2 separate regions of the Homo sapiens genome follow, and region 2 is linked to region 1. A link is an interaction called in ENCODE POLR2A ChIA-PET data of the cell type or tissue named here. Cell type or tissue: HepG2. All regions are shown on one strand. Each heading gives the region's core, and the rest is flanking DNA. Links, peaks and the distances in the headings are about the cores only. Region 1 overlaps GNAI1 (G protein subunit alpha i1). Region 2 has its middle 4.6 kb from the start of GNAI1.

What was found. Peaks named below come from ENCODE experiments on the same cell type or tissue, not always from the same donor. Only the 100,000 strongest peaks of a DNase experiment are listed, where the experiment ranks them.
Region 2: POLR2A ChIA-PET joins it to region 1 with 5 read pairs; 4 of 35 experiments call an interaction of 5 or more read pairs at or near these places.

Annotation. Positions count from the first base shown.
Region 1 is chr7:80,183,774-80,186,694 of GRCh38, forward strand. All of the region lies in intron 1 of GNAI1 (G protein subunit alpha i1), which reads left to right. Among named protein-coding and RNA genes, the nearest start is that of GNAI1, 50 kb to the left of the region's middle. In HepG2, for the core only: no CTCF peak of the experiment used is centred there; no DNase peak of the experiment used is centred there.
Region 2 is chr7:80,128,854-80,131,691 of GRCh38, forward strand. No RefSeq gene overlaps it. Among named protein-coding and RNA genes, the nearest start is that of GNAI1, 4.6 kb to the right of the region's middle. In HepG2, for the core only: no CTCF peak of the experiment used is centred there; a DNase peak (open chromatin) is centred at 1,668.

The DNA of each region.
Region 1 (2,921 bases), core at 231-2,730:
ATAGCGATAAATTACATAACTCTCTTAAAGGAATTAGAATCTAGCAAAGGGTTACCTTATATCTTGATTTGTTTTTATTTTTTCTCCCTTCCTCCCACCGTCTTGACTTGATGCATTTCCCTTTCCTGGATCCTACCGGTAGGCTGCTGTATGTTTGAGACCCCAAAATGCCTGTGAGTTCTCTCTCCGGTGTTAATGTGATGGTGCTCCTTTGTCCTCAGCACAGTCTTATTTGCTGGGCTCCATATTTGCTGTCAGAGATGCAGTTTTTCGTTAGCCACTTCCTCCTTAAAGGAGACCAGTGGGCGGAGGGGGAGGACTCCTCTGTGTGCCTGTTACCAGTAGCGAATCTGATGCATCTGCAGCAACCTCAATTCTTACCTCCTCAGAAGAAAGAATTCGGCCGAGGGGCATAAGGTAGGGAGACCGAGAAGTTTTAGAGGAGTGAAAATTTATTAAAAAGTTTTAGAGCAGGAACAGAAGGAAGGAACGCGCACCTGGAAGAGGGCCAAGCTGGTGACTCGAACGGTTATTGTGCAGTTTGGCCTTTTGACTTGAGGTTTTATACATTGGTACGTCCAGGGTCTTGTGTCCCTTCTCCCCTGATTCTTCCCTTGGGGTGGGCTGTTCACATGCGCAGTGGCCTGCTAGCGCTTGGGAGAGGAGCCTGTGCAGTGTGCTTACTGGAGTTGTGCCCATACTCACTTGAGGCATTCTTCCCTTACCAGTCTAGCATTCCTAGAGGAAGGTCATATACCAGTTAAACTCCACCATTTTGCCTCTTAATGTGCATGCTTGAGCTCACTCACCCATCTCTTCAGATCTTATTGGGAAGCTGCTGATCACCAGTTGCAGGTTTTTTTCTATCTATATGGAGACTGCCTTTCCCTTTCACTGGCTGTGACCAATTACTATTTTAGAGAAACATTTAACAACCTCCTGTCCATCACCTGATGGTCACCTGACATTCCTGGTCAGGTGGAACCCTCTCCTGCCCTGCTCATGCCTGACTAGCTACCTACTATAACATCACAACTTTGGCTTTATCGCCACTGGCCAACCATAACCATTGCACACATATTCTCAGCCCTCTGGGAGTCACATTCTTCCCTCTAAACTCTCATTCACTCCACAGTGATTAGTTGACTGATAGTTCCTGTGCCGGCCACTTAGTCACCTTGACCAGCCAGGTTTCGTGACTGCAAATGGTCACGCACTTTGATCTTTCTTGACTGACACATGTTACATATTTCTCTTTTCTTCTTGAAGTTGCTCTTGGTAGATGGGAGCACTTTTCATCCCATCCTGGATTTAAGTGAAAAGTAACAGCAACTTGGCTGAGTACTACTGGAAAAAATTTACCCCCCAACCCCATTTTTTTCTTTACAATATTGTTTCCTGCTGAAGCCATGTTCACAGGGTTAAAAAGAATTCTAGACAGAAATATAGCTATAATTAAGCATTATTCAGTCTGTGCTTTGACCCACTTCCTTGTAACTGAAAGTCACATAACACTGGATACTGACCATTTGCATCCTGGTTGTTCCTATAGATAGTATTTCTGGCCTTAGATTGGATCTCTGGTGTTAGAATCATGAGGCTTTTGTTTAAGAATTGTTTAAGTAGATCCTGAATTCCAATTTAACAGCTGAGGCCATCCAGTTTAAAGACCCTCACAGAAGAACCGAATCAGCCTAAGAATAGTTTCTTCATTTCCCTGTCCTATGGCTTTACCCTGCATTCGTTGACCGTTCAATCTGTACACTTCAACCCACTCCAAAACCCCTAAAAACGCTAGCCCCAAACTCCTCAGGCAGATAGATTTGCGGTTTCCTCTATCTCTGTTCGGTGGCCCTACTACGATTAAACTTCTTTCTCTGCTGCAGCCCAGGGTCTCAGCATATTGACTTGGCATGCACATCAGGCAACGATGTGCAGCGTTACACTCCCAGCCTCCCAGAAGTGACTGTGCTGCCTGAGATTTGTAGAGAACAACTATTTACTCTTTCCTGTATGCTATATGGAGAAAATACCAGTGTTCAGAATGTTGAAACCCTAACCACGTGGCATTTGTAATTTTCCTCTTAGGAGACTCTGTATGGAATTGAGAGTTGAAAACTAATTATGTAAATTGCTAAGCTTTGAAACGTTTTTGCAAAATTTCTGCCTGTAGATATCTATTCCACAAAGAGTATTTTGTGACTAGTAAAGAAAGTACAAATCCAGTTAATAAGACTGCCATCCGCACTCTTTTTTTTTTTTTTTTTTTTTTTTTTTGAGACGGAGTCTCACTCTGTTGCCCAGGCTGGAGTGCAGCGGCACAATCTCCGTTCACTGCAACCTCTGCCTCCCGGGTTCAAGCAGCTCTTCTGCCTCAGCCTCCCGAGTAGCTGGGTCTATAGGCACCTACCACCACGCCCAGTTAATTTTTGTATTTTTAGTAGAGACAGGATTTCACCATATTGGCCAGGCTGGTCTAGAACTCTTGTCCTCGTGATCTGCCCGCCTCAGCCTCCCAAAGTGCTGGGATTACAGGCATGAGCCACCGTGCCTGGCCCCCCACTCTTTAATGTTAAACAGATTTCAGGACTTTTTGAACCACAAGCCATTGACTGGATGTGCAATGCAAAGTAAGCTAAGCGTCCCATGTTCCCATTTATTTGAAGAGATAAAAAGTTAATTAGAATGTAGAGATAATATCTAATAGCAGGAAAATTTGTTTTTTTTTCTTAAGGTTTAAACATTCTCATTTGTACATACATAGTTCAACTGGAAAAATCTTATTCTTTACTATTTCTGATTTTCTTCCTTTCGTGGATCTCAAAACTCACGAGCTTACATCACTTGAACCTTTCTCTGGGCTTTTCAGTTGTTTCACTAACAAAATGGACCATAGTGGCTATTCATCAAAGTTCACTATA
Region 2 (2,838 bases), core at 339-2,838, 55 kb before region 1:
ATCTGGTTCTCTGCTCAAACGTTGTCACCTCATTAGAGTAATCTTCATGAATGTTCAGTTGAAAGTACCTATCTTTCCCTCAGAGTAACTCCTTGTTGTGGCCACGAAGGTGCACCATTCAGATGACCCTTTAAGGGAGCATAGTTGGCTGATAGCCTCCAACTGCCCCATCTTTAGATCTATTGCAGTGTTCTCACTTAGGCCTGAGGCTCTCTCTTCCAAGGCTGCCCTGAGCCTGTGACTGAGTAAGATAGGGGTACTAGACCCAGCCCACTTCACCACTTCCGCCCAGTACGGGACTTCCCTAATGAACAATATCTACTCAGGACTGGGTTGTGGGACAGAGATCTCATCAGGTTGGCCAAGACTTTCTTCAAGCTGCACCATAACCTGTCCCAAACTCCCTCTTTCCTTCTCTCCTTGTCCAGGTGTCAGAGCTGCATCACATTTGAAGTGCTCCCCAGCTACTCCTGCTCCTACTCTCTCTTATCCTTCACAGAATCTTCTCCCAATCTCTTGTTTGTCTAATTCTGTCTTGACGTCTGCTTCTCAGAAGACCTGAACTGGTGCACTCTCTTGTAAAACACTGCTTCATTACTTTCATAGCATTTATAACTATTTTTATTTTATCCAATTAAATTGATCCACTTATGTATTTATTTAATATCTCCCTCCTACCACTGCCACCATCTCCTCGTCAATGTAATCTGTCTTATTCATCACCTTATTCCCAGTGCTAAGAACACCACCTGGCTTATAATAGGTCTTCAGTTAATATTGTTGAATAAATGAATTAATGGATTTAGAAAGCTAGATTTATACTTTAGATCCAGAGGCTCCTCTTTATTCAATTACTGCGGGTTTTACTGTTCTAGGTCTTGGACATAAAACAGTAAGCAAGAAAGACAAAGTCTCTGCTCTTTTGAATTTATATTCAAGGGAGGGAAGACAGGTAATAAACACATAATCACAAATATATATATGCTATGTGATAAGAGATATAAAGAAATTATAGTGTGTAATAAGGGAATAAAGAGTGGTTGTTGAGTAGTTAGGAAAGATATCTCTCTGATAAGATTACATTTGAACAGAGATTTGGATGAAATAAGGGAGTGAGTCAAGCAGATACCTGGCTCAAGAGTGTTCCAGGCAGGGGGAGCATAAATGCCAAGGCCAATGATGGAGTGTGTTTGGCAAGTTCAAACAGTCTGGAGGTCAGGGAGGCTGAACCAGACAACAAGGAGAATGGCAGAAAATACTATGGGGAGGCACATGGTTAAAAAAAAGGGTAAGTCCTTGTATGCCATCATAAGGATTTTAGATGAGATTTTCCTCTAAGTGAGATGGAAAGTGAATGGATAGTTCTCCCTGACATTTTAAAAGGATGCATCTGGCTGCTAGGTGGGAACAGTAAGCGATTAAGGTAAAAGTAGAGGGAGCAGAAAGCAGGTTATTTAATATTTGATAAATATCTCCAGTGTCTATCAGTAAAGATGGCGATATTTGGCCAAGTTCTGGTTATATTTGAAGACAAAGTTAGTAGGATTTCCTAACAGATTGAATAACTAAGGCTTGCAGGAAAGGAAAGAATCTAGGATGACTCCAAGTATTTGGCCTGAGCAAACAGAAATGTGGAGTTGTTGATTACCGTGTTTTCCTCTGTTCAAGCTCAGCTGAACAGGTATAGTCATACAGAGGCAGAGTAGATTTAACCAGATTTGAAGTTTTTCCTGTTGAATACAATGGTGGGAGTGTTTTGAGGATATTGCAAAGGAATAATTGTCCTGATGGAAGATGGGATATAAGTTGCATAAGGAGAGACATTAGCACATGCAGCACACGACAGAAAGAGAAAAGGCATGTGGTCGGTAGATGGAAGGTCTCTGTGGGACTGGAGAATTGATGGTAATAACGTAACAGAGGGTGAGATGAAAAGGTCTGAAGTGGTGGTCAGAAAGTAGGGTGGCCATATTTTTTCCTTTGTCCCATAACTGTATCAGTCTGTTCTTATGCTGCTAATAAAGACATACCCAAGACTGGGCAATTTATAAAGGAAAGAGGTTTAATTGACTCACAGTTCAGCATGGCTAGGGAGGCCTCACAATCATGGTGGAAGGCAAAGGAGGAGCAAAGTCACGTCTTACATGGCAGCAGGCAAGAAAGCTTATGCAGGAAAACTCCTACTTATAAAACCATTGGCTCTCATGAGACTTATTCACTACCAGGAGAACAGTATGGGGGAATTTGACCTCATGATTCAATTATCTCCACCTGGTCCCACCCTTGACATGTGGGGATTATTACAATTTAACCTGAGATTTAGTTGGGATCACAGTGAAACCATATCAATAGCAATCCTTTTTTCTCAGTTGAATAATATTTGAGAAGAGTTACAAGTGAAATGAAACAAATTCCAAACCTACCTCTCCAACTACCATCCCATGTGTCAACCCCTCTCCATGGTTAAGATTCTTGAAAAAGTCTCCTTATTCAGCTTCTGCATTCTCCATGTTTACTTCTTAATTCCATATGGTAAGTCTCCCATTCACAACATAGCAAGGCAAAATTTTGTTTGCTACAGGTTTCAACACCACCTTGAAGCCAGCTAAAAAAGTCTATTCCTTTTGATTTATGACATCTCTTCAGTCATATCTTCTCATTCCTACATTAAATATCCCCCAATTTCTTCAATTATTCCTTATGACATAGTTTGTAGCTACTTTGAAAACCTGAGGCTCTCAGCTGAATGTGTTCTAATTTGTCTTTTAACATATGTCTCTAACTCTCTTAACATATAATGTTCAGTATTATTCAGAAATAAGAAGAAATAAAGTACTG